Regions from separate parts of the Homo sapiens genome. Here region 2 is linked to region 1. The links are chromatin contacts, found by Hi-C in ENCODE. All regions are on one chromosome and are shown on one strand. The core of a region is the stretch at or near the end of the contact, and the rest is flanking DNA. Distances in the headings are between cores, read along the strand shown.

Region 1 (5,037 bases), core at 1,833-4,332:
TCTAGATGAGAAGAAATGAATGGAGTAGAAGGAGGCAGAGAGGCAAGCTTTCCTCCTTGGTCTATAGAGTCCCACATGGCTACTCCCACAAAGTCCACAGATACACCCAGAGCCAAGTGGTGTGCTCTGAGAATCTGCGGCAGGTGAAAATACTGCAAAGTTGAATCCACACACACCTTAATGCCACAACGCTATATGCATTGATAATTACGGTATCAATTGATAGCACTCTCTTATACGGACCCACGGCATGGGCACCATCAAAACAATGTTAGCTGGAGAACTCACATATAGTAGGCGCATTAAAAGCCCTACCTTTAATCCTCACCACATGCTTGAAAGAGATTATGTATTCTCATTTTACAGATAAGGGGACTGAAGATTATGAAATTAAGTAACTTGCCTGAAGTCACACATCCAGCAAGACCCTAAGCTGTGGGTCCCACCCACTGCATGGACTGATACTGCCTCTTGATTTATTAAAGTAGGTAGGATGCAAATCGTAGGGAGAGAAGGCCCTTCTTTGAATGAGGGCCTCCGGAGACAAAAGAGATTTCCAAAAACCAGAAGGCAATTTGAAAAGAGATGAGCACACTGAAAAATCCTGCACATCTCACATCTCCCAGCGACCAGTCAGATTTCAGGCCTGCCTCAGTTACTTTGTAACTCAACTACTTCTTGATTTTCTAGACTGGGGGTGGGGTGAGAAGAAGTGTGCCAAAATGTGTTATGGCTTTAATCTTTTCTTCGGGATACTGATTTTATTTGCAAATGTAAATTTCAGGCAAACTGTTCTTGGGGAATGCAGCCAACAGGGCAAAGCCCACGTGGGGTATCAGCTCCTGCACAGAGACCCCACATGCAGCGGGTCTCACCGCAACCCAAGACATCCTTGGGGCAACCTCAAGGGGGCAAAAGGTGAGAGGGTTCAAGTAAATAGTTAGATGAGACAGGGGAGAGAAGACAAGAAAACCTGCCGAGTCTTAAACTGTTCTAATTACTAACTACCTTGATTCTGCTCTTCCAGGGGGGACCAACAGGCCCAACCCCACCCCCCACACACACAGGGCAGCAGGCAGATGGCAGTCTCTACTTTTTGCGCTTTCAGAAAATCTGAAAATCCGTGGCAACTGTAGGTACCTGCTGCTACAGTCCTGGAAGAAAATGCTATGATCTCCTTTGGAGAATTGGCCTTAGTTTCTCTGTCTCCTCTAGTGTGCTTTAAGAGTATGTGGGGGGTCTTTTTGTGAGTGTATACGTGAGTATATTTATGTCTAGATGCATGTACAGATGTGCATATACATGAATGCCTCCAGTGAGTATCCTCTGAGGGCCCCCTCTGGGGAGATAAAGGATCTTCAGGGAAAGCCTGAGTGTGTGAAAACCTCCTTGGAGCCCCAGTTAGCAGTTTCTAATCTACAAGTCATTTGTGAGACACAAGGCAGGGACCCCGGGCTGCTGCAGAAGAATTTGAGGTATGAGCAATGAACTCACAAACCATCCTTCACACTGCTAAAACGCAAAAGAAAGAAGACGAAGAAAAAGAAAAAGAAAAAGAAAAGATGCCCACATGACTGTTTTAAATTTGCTGAAAGGCAGAACCGACCACAGCTTATTTCAACCATCTTTATTTTCAATACAATAAACACCTTTAGGACAAGTCCCCGGCCACTTAAAAAAGACGGCTGTCCACCAGAGGCGTTCTCACTACCTTCGTGTTTTCTCAAACACTTGTTCAAAAACACATTTAAGTGGAATGTTTTCGTTTCTGGCGATTGCATTAATGATGGGTTTGCAAACCCTGCAAGCCCAGGAGGACGGCTGGAGCTGGGGGCTGCAGACACCCGGCCTTGGCCCAGCGGCCGCCGCGGGTTGGCTTGGCCGGCGGGGGCTTGGCTCAGCCCCCTCTACATAGCTCCTCGTTTGACACCGCGTGCGTTGGCCGGGCCAAGGCTGTCGCATAGAAGTTACAGCTCAGAAAGAAAAACACACAGCGGTCAACCGCGGTGACCCTCGCGCTCAGGAGCGCAGCATCCCTGCCACGAGGAAGAACCCAGAGGCCCCGCAGAGCGGGGAGCCGCCGCCTGCCTCCAGTTCTGTCCTGAGAAGGGAAGAAAGCGCTTCTCTAATAACACTCAGGCCCGTGAAGAATCATCTGTAACCTCATCTGCTTCTTCCTCGGCTCACTTACGAGGGTCTCTGGGAGAGTCAGACCCACGAGTGGGGCCCACGACTGGCAGCCCCTTCAGCCGGCGAGAGGCCCGGGATCCGCGCGGCGCACGAGCCCAAAGCGGTCGGGAGAACACGCTCCAGGCCGGGTCCCCGTGGGCGAGGTGGGCGCCCAGTCCCGGCGGGTCTGTCTTGGCCTTGGGACAGTCCGCGGGGCGGCGCCGGCGCTCCCAGACCTGGTTCCCCACAGGCTCAGGCCCAGCAGTGAGTGCGGGACACCCGAGCGCACCCGCAGCTCCCACTTGTCCGGGGTCTGCAGGACCCCAGGATCCTCTCACAGCCGGGTCAGAGCCCCCGAGGCAGGTGGGGTCCCAGCCGGGTGGAACCCGAGGAGCCCGTCGCAGCCGCAGCAGGACCCCGGCGGGCAGGGTCCCCAGAAGCCCATCCCAGCCGGGTCCCAGGCGCGCACGCTGCGTCCTACCTGCTCCAGCCTCGCCGGCAGGCGAAGGCTCCACGGCCCCCGGGGCCACCTGCTCCCCGTGCCCAGGCGCCTGGGCCTGGAGCGGGGCGCGGGGACCCGAACCCGGCCGGCTGCAAGAGGCGGCACCACTTGAGCTCCAGGTCCCGCGGGCCCGGGCTTACCGTGAGCGCCGAGAACTTCTGAGCGGGCACCGGCGGGAGCAGCCCAGCGAGCAGCGGCAGCCAGCAGAGCTGGGGGAGCAGCATGGTGGCGGAGGTGGCGGGAGCGGGAGATCGGCCGCGTCCTGCGCCCTGGCACTGCAGCCGGGAGAGCCCAGTGGGCGAGCGCGGCTGGGCGGGCGCGTGGAGGGGCGGCTCCGCGATGCTCTCCCCACCGCTCCCGGCGGCCCGGCTGGAGCAGCTCCCCTGCAGGCACCCAGAGGTCCTCCGCGTTCTTTGCGTCCGCCCTCGCTCCTGTCAAATACCCCGGAGCTTCCCGGATCCTCCCCTCCCGCCCGCCTCTCTCCCTCCCCCTCTCCTCCCCCAGCCCCACCTCCCAGCGCCCGCTGCCGCGCCCGCTCCGCTCCGGTGCCCGCTGCGGCCCAGAGGCCTCCCTGGCGCGGGTCTGCGGAGCGAGAGGTGGAGCGGGGGCCACCAGGGCTGCGCAGTGGCCTGTCCGGGCTGTCTCTGTGCCTCCTTCCCCGCGCGCACTCTCACACACACACGTGCACACTTACACACACGCACACCCAGGCACACGCACGCACTCATACCCACGCGCGCGCACCCTCGGGGGGCTTCCAAGCACAACCACGGGACGCACCGCGCCCTCCTCACGCCCCAGGGTCCAGGCCCGGTCCGCGCAGGATCAGCCCAGCGGGACTTTTCATCCACAAAGGTTAACGCCAAGCCTTGGCCGGTCCCCAGACTCCGGGGTTCTCCTTGACCTCTGCCCTCTAAGGCCCCCTGGTCCAGCCCAGAACATTGCCTCTCAGAGGTGCTGAAGGATCAGCGGCGCTCCAGCAAAGGCAGCTGGGAACACATGTCCAGGAAAGGCTGCGCCGGGGGCAGCCCGCCTTTGGCATCTTTACACGGGGTTATCCACTGCAGGGATGGGGGAATTTAGGTCCTAAAGATCCGGGGTCTGACCTGGGCTGTAGCCTTGATCCTCTCAAGTCGGGGGAGCATGTGGTTGGGCATCATTCACAGACACATGTGGCTGTTTTTAAACAGCTCTGTCAAAGCATTTCAGGTGTTTGTGCGGGGAGCACAGGGCTTGTGGAGGTTGTAAACTCACCCACGAAGACTACGTTGGAAACCAGGAAATTTTTGCACACCCAGACTCTGGATAATATCCACTGCAGACAACATTGCTGACATAGTTTAGCCTTGGCTTATAACTTTACAGGAAAAAGCCCTAATTCTGTCTCACACAGAAAGCCAGAAGAGTGAAGATTTGTTCAAGAACAATGAATCAATTGACTTGTCAGGGGCATTGGGAAAAGCACAAAACACAGAAAATCCAAATCTGAGGTTTCATCCGATGTCTAGCCCACTGCTTTGGCTATGAACTTTGGGGGAGGGGGCTGTATCAGCAAGTTCTGGGACTGGCTGCTGAGGCAAAGGCAATGCTATTGCAACCTTTCCCACACAATTTTATCAGGAAAGTGATGTCCGTCGGGCCACGGAAAGACGGGAAAGAAATGCACCTTTTCCTGAAGGAGGGCTACTCTCAGAATTCTCCTTAAAATTCCAAAGCCCAGGGAATCTATTAAGCACTTAAACACATTCCTCCTGGTTTAAGGACTTAGAAGGAAATTATAATAAAACTCTTGAGGGACTGCTCCTGGGTCCAGAAAAACAGGTGAGCAGAGCAGCTGCAAATGATTAAGTAAATAGGAATCACTGTTAGGGAACTGCAGTGAAAATTAAAGTAAAAAGAAAATAAACACTACATACCACTAATTCTAAGATTATCCAAAGAATAAAATTTACACTCGAAGCTGACATACTTCCTTTAAGAAGTATTTGCTACTAAAGAACCTGTTTTTCACTTTCCACTTTGTTGAGAGTACTGCTCGTCAGAACTCAAAAGTTTGAAAGCATGTTCATTTATCCACCATCGTCCGCTGCAAGAATGGCAGACAAGAAGCAGACTTAATTATTCCCATTCTACAGATGAGGAACAAAAGTCAAAGGGGCCAAATGTCTTAGCCAGATCTCCTAAGCAACAAAATCATAAACAGAATGCAGATGTTAAAACCTGCAATACTGGCAAATCCATGTCACTTCCTCTGGCAATATGGAGAACAGAAGAAAATCCTTGGCCCTCCGTGCCTTGTATTCAAGAATCCCAACACGTCTTTCATGTAGCAACTCCAGAATCCTCTGGGAACTCTAGGAAGATAA
Region 2 (5,037 bases), core at 1,308-3,807, 100 kb before region 1:
AGTTCACGCAGCTCACACTATTGCTCTATGCAACTTTACCCCTTCCTTTCCAAACATAAACCCTCCCCCAACCCAGTGTCCCCATTATGCCTGTCATCATTTTTCGGCTGGAAAATGAGCTATCTTCCTTGACTGTGAGGCTTCTTCTGTTCCAGCTCACACCTGTTACATATTTCCCCTTCCAGGAAGCCAGTCCTGCCTCATCCTTGGTAGGCACCCTCTGGACAGAAAGCCTGACATTTACTTTCATGCCAGCTTGTCCCTCCAAAATGTCAGTGTCCTAGTAATACAGAACTCTTTTTGCAAAGGATCTTCCAGGGCAGGGATGGGCCCCACCACAGTTTCCACACATGCAGAAGGGATTGGTTGAATAAAACTCCGATTTTTATTTTTATTATTTTGTTTTTGTTTTTGAGACAGAATCTCACTCTGTTGCCCAGGCTGGAGTGCAGTGGCGTGATCTCGGCTCACTGCAACCTCCATCTCCTGGGCTCAAGCAATTCTCCTGCCTCAACCTCCTGACTACCTGGGATTACAGGCATGCACCACCATGCCTGGTTAATTTTTGTCTTTTTAGTAGAGATGGCGTTTCACCATTTTGGCCAGGCTGGTCTCAAACTCCTGACCTCAGGTGATCTGCCTGCCTCGGCCTGGTCTGTGTTTATATTATTTTTGTTTGTTACTGGTTCATTACACTGTAACCTACACTAGAAAAGAAAAGTACCTAAAATTTTGGTACTAAAGTATTTCTTCTCATCTTGAAAACAACGTCTGACTTTAAAGGCTGATGTAAGAGAAAAGCAGAAATGTGTCCTGGTACTGAAGGGTGTTGGCCGAGGCAAGGGCAGAGAAGAGGATGGAGACTTTCCCAGGGGGGTCATGGTGGGCATGTGACAGACCCCGCAGACCCCGAAACAGGACCTGCAGGCTGCGACATGATGTTTAAGGTTAAGGGTTCTGTTCAGCTCTTGTTTGTACCAGTCTCAGAGGCAGGGATTGCTGTAGGTAGAAAAACTGTTCCTCTTCCTCCTTGTAGGGAGGAGTTGAGGCATCTTTATCAGGGTCCTCAATAACTGCAATGGTTTAGAATCCCACAGGGAGCCAAAATACTGAGCCTCAGCCCTCTCCACAGTCACAGACTGGGAGGTTCCAGGGGGTCCTAACAGCATCTGCCGTTGGTCCCGAAACAAGCCTCGGAGCACAGGTCCAACACCAGCGACCCCAGCGGAGCACAGGCCCAACAGAGCTGGTGATCGTGAGTGAATGGCATTGCTGAATGAATGCAGAAGTAACAAACTGGTTCGGCTCTCATCATCATCACTAGTGGATGTTTCAACTTTAACTTGAGAAGTTATTTCACGGGATAAGTTAGATGTTACATATCGTCATAGACATTTATTCTAAGATAGTTACCTGTTTTTCCTGTGCCTTCGCGTTGGGGTAACTTTTCATTTACGGAACCTAAAAGAGGAAAATAAGGAGTGAAATGAAATTATTTTGGACTCTTAAATGGCCATCACAAATTAAGTTATGCACATATTTTTGCTCCATTTTGACTAATTTGCCGTGCTTCGGCATGTTCTACTTAAATTCTGTAAGCTGTCTAGTACCCTGAGGGGACACTGTCACCTAAACACTCAGACCCTGGACTCAGAAACAAAAGATTAGTTTCTGCTTCTGGCGCTAAGGGGTTGCACATGTATATAAGACCTTAAAACCCAATATATTAGTCTCTTCACCTCAAAAATGTCATCATAGCCATAACATACATACCCATGTTGGGGTACTGAAGTGAATTAGGTAAAAAAGGAAACGTTTTTAAAATCTTAAGACATTACACAACCAAAGATAACTAAAAACCCTGATTTCAGCTTGATTCTGATTTATAGAGGAGAATGGCGAGGAACTACCTTTTGGTAGAGTATTGAAAATCTACTAACTAATGTGTGACCAAGTTTAAATGTTTATATGATGCTGAAAGATGCATATTACAAATAGAAAGTGTAGTTCTTTCTCTTCCAACAGACTGAAGCCACTATATGGATCCACTTCCCCCTCTTCATTAGAATACCAACTCGAGAAATAAAAATAGTTCGTCTCAGAGTTTACTGGCAGTTGAATATTCTGTTTAGAATTAACGTGGAATTCCCATAGCCATACACATGCCCAGTAAAACTCCTCAGGGGAAACATCTTAGAACTTGAAATTATTTGTTTTTGTTTTCTTTTTTTTTCAATTTTGCATATGACAGAAATACAGACCAACATTCAAATTAAAAATATAGCTTATGACATTTTGAGGATGTTTATCTTATTTTTGGGAAATGCAATAGTAATGTGGCAGGAAATTTACAAGCAATTCATTGGATGGCAGAGAAAACGGAGTAACTTCAAGGCGCCATCCATCCTCTGGCACTCTCAGCGGACACTGCCTCGAGGTCACAGTGCCCAGACACCCCTAAACACATGTCAACGGTTCCTATGAAGGAACACAGCGCAGCCACCCCAAACCCTCCTCTGTAACAGGTACTCATCAGACAATGCTGACTTCAGAAAGCTGAATGAGGATTTACACGGGAATGTTCTCAGCGGTTTCCCTGCAGGCTGCATATCTAAAAATAACTAAATAATATGCGTTTGGGAATTTAGTGTCCCCAGGGGATAAAAAGGAACACAATTCTCCTGGTTCATCTGCCAAAGCCAGCCTTTCTCTCTTTCCCAGCTGTTACTGTTACCATTTGGTTACATATTACATTGTTTCCAGGCCTTGCAATACAAGGTTTTTCTTGGTAAGAATCCCCTAGGATACAAAGCTAACCTCACTGTGTGGCCACCTCCTGAAGCTCTCAAAATCCTCCTTTGCTTGTTTCTCCCTTTTGGATCATCTCTTTACAAATCCACATTTCTTAAAGAGCTTAAGCTTCTCAGTCATCAGTTTATTTTTATCATGTGTTCCCGAAAGAGGCAAAAAGTATTTTCTACTTTTGACGGGAAATGATCATATTTTGATAATAGTTCTGAATATTTCTGTGCAGGTTTTAATATCGTAAGGAAAATGTAAATATGCTAATAATTAGAATATCTTTCATGAGAGAGTTTCTCAATTGAAATAAGAAAATATTTTGCACTGTACAGACAGAACAGTACAGACTGCAAATTCAAAATTTCGCCTGAGGTCAGAATCCAACATTTAAACATTCTCTACACTCAGGCAGCCTCTGTCTCTGAGCCGACCAGCACTGTGGCTTTCTCTTCGGGCCCTTGCATTGAATCAGTGTTTCCTTAAATAAGTCCACACAAAGTTAATCTGATCTTGTTCTTCATATGTAAGAGATGATTTCAAGACAGAACCCAGCGTCCCTTGATAACCTGCTCCGTGATTCATGACTCAAATATTTTACAAGACAGAAATTGGAGGAGATCCTGATAGTGCATTGACTTCACCTTTTAACCACCTTGGGATGAAAAGATGATGCCCAACCTTCCTGCCCCTGCCTTCCTGTAAGATCCTGGCCTCCAGGATGGGAAAATAGCTCCACATATTTCCACAGGCCAGCAGAGCCATGCAAGCACACAAATCCAGACCCAAGAAAGCAACTCTGATGCTGTCATTGCATTTTTCTGGAGATAAGGATTTGCTGAACTTCCAAGTGTTTATAACAAGCAAGATTGCCGGCTGTACTTGCAGAAAAGGGGCCGAGAAAGAAGGGTTGACTGATACGCACAGTGTCTGCAGACAGTGAACACCTTTGTGAACCCCGGGCTGGAGGCTGGACCTTAAGGATCTGCTTGCTGTTCACAGACACAAAGAGGTTGCTAAGTGATCCCCCTCAGCCTTGGATTCCAAAGGACACATCTGAATTGCTCCCATTTGTGAGATCCCATTCCATCTAAATGCTATTCTAAAGGGGTGGGTTTTGTCATAATGGGGATACGAATTTCTGGTGGAAGAAGCCACAAAGTACAATGTGAGGAAACGTCTCCGGTTTAAGGGAGGAATAATAGCTGTTAAGTCTTGTAGCTCTGAGCACTTGGTTCAAATCCAGCCGCTCTCAGCCTTAACAACGTGTTACCAGAACAGCCCAGTGGAGGGAACGGTGTTATGCTGATGGAGGCAGTGGTTTGCATAAGCTCCTTCCAGACGCCCTTCCCAGGTGAGTGAGGGGAGGGAGGTCTGCGGCACAGACGTGAGAGGGGTGAGGGGCAGCTCCCTGCAGGGAGTCCTCCTTCAGAGCAGCTAAACAAGCCTGCGGCTCACCCCTTCCGAGAACTTCACATCCTGGGGGCAGGTTTACAGCATCAGATGAGGGAGGCGAGAGAAAAAGAAAAGGGAACAGCAAGGGCTGCGTTCTCTGGTCTAGACGGCGTCTCTGTGCTATTGGGCTTTTCTCAAGGTTCCTGCCCTCCCATCCTCTCATCAGGACAACATGAGGGTGACAGGAAAGAGGGTGCCAATTTCTGAGGATGTGGCGCTGCAGGGAGAAGACAGGGCATGGGCAGCAGAACAAACGTCCCTCCCTCCTAGCTCCGTGCCCCTGGCCAGGCACCTTCACCACTCGAAACCTCTGTTTCTTCATCTCTGGAGTGGGCAGTGTGGTGAAAGCCCACCAAGTACAGCTGAATGGACCTAGCAGAGCAACCCACACATAGGAGTGCACAATGGATGTTCACCAAAGATGTGCTGTGTGCGCCATCGGAAGCTGCCTCTCCACGTGCTCTGCTGGACACGCAGCTGGGGAGAGGTCCCCTCCGGAAGAGCAATGCTCCCCACTCAGACCAAGCCATCCAAAACAGAGCAGCCTCTAGGAGGGCACCAAATGGCCTGCAGCCCTCAGGCCCTCGCCGCCATCACCTTATGTGCATTCATTCATTCCTGGGCTCACCCCCTCATACACACCTGTCACGTGTCCACAGGAAACGACGGCAGGGACGCAGCACTACACACTTTAGTCCAATTTGGGGAGGCGGGCATTAAACAGAATTTACTCAAGCAATGTCTATTGCAACCGTGTACACAGCTGATGTCTATATAGCTCTT

Evidence for each region. Hi-C counts contacts between places; a loop is a spot of excess contacts on that map. Pooled maps may share reads with other maps.
Region 2: a loop to region 1 is called in a map of sigmoid colon, with 7 times the contacts of the local background. The contact joins the enhancer-like site here to the promoter of SMOC2 in region 1. A Hi-C loop is called at or near these places in 3 of 168 maps with a recorded cell type or tissue (lower lobe of right lung, sigmoid colon and tibial artery) and 2 of 50 pooled maps.

The regions. Positions count from the first base shown.
Region 1 is chr6:168,439,229-168,444,265 of GRCh38, reverse strand. It overlaps SMOC2 (SPARC related modular calcium binding 2), which reads right to left and starts at 3,082. Exons shown (of 13, transcript NM_001166412.2): 1 at 2,812-3,082. The coding sequence starts at 2,895.
Region 2 is chr6:168,540,049-168,545,085 of GRCh38, reverse strand. SMOC2 (SPARC related modular calcium binding 2) reads right to left here. Exons shown (of 13, transcript NM_001166412.2): 5 at 1,414-1,461. Among named protein-coding and RNA genes, the nearest start is that of SMOC2, 100 kb to the right of the region's middle. RefSeq lists an enhancer at 3,836-4,763. Within about 2 kb of position 2,557, at least 6 of the 41 ENCODE cell types and tissues checked have a DNase peak (open chromatin) inside an H3K27ac peak, as active enhancers do; they include tibial artery, where a contact is called at or near this core.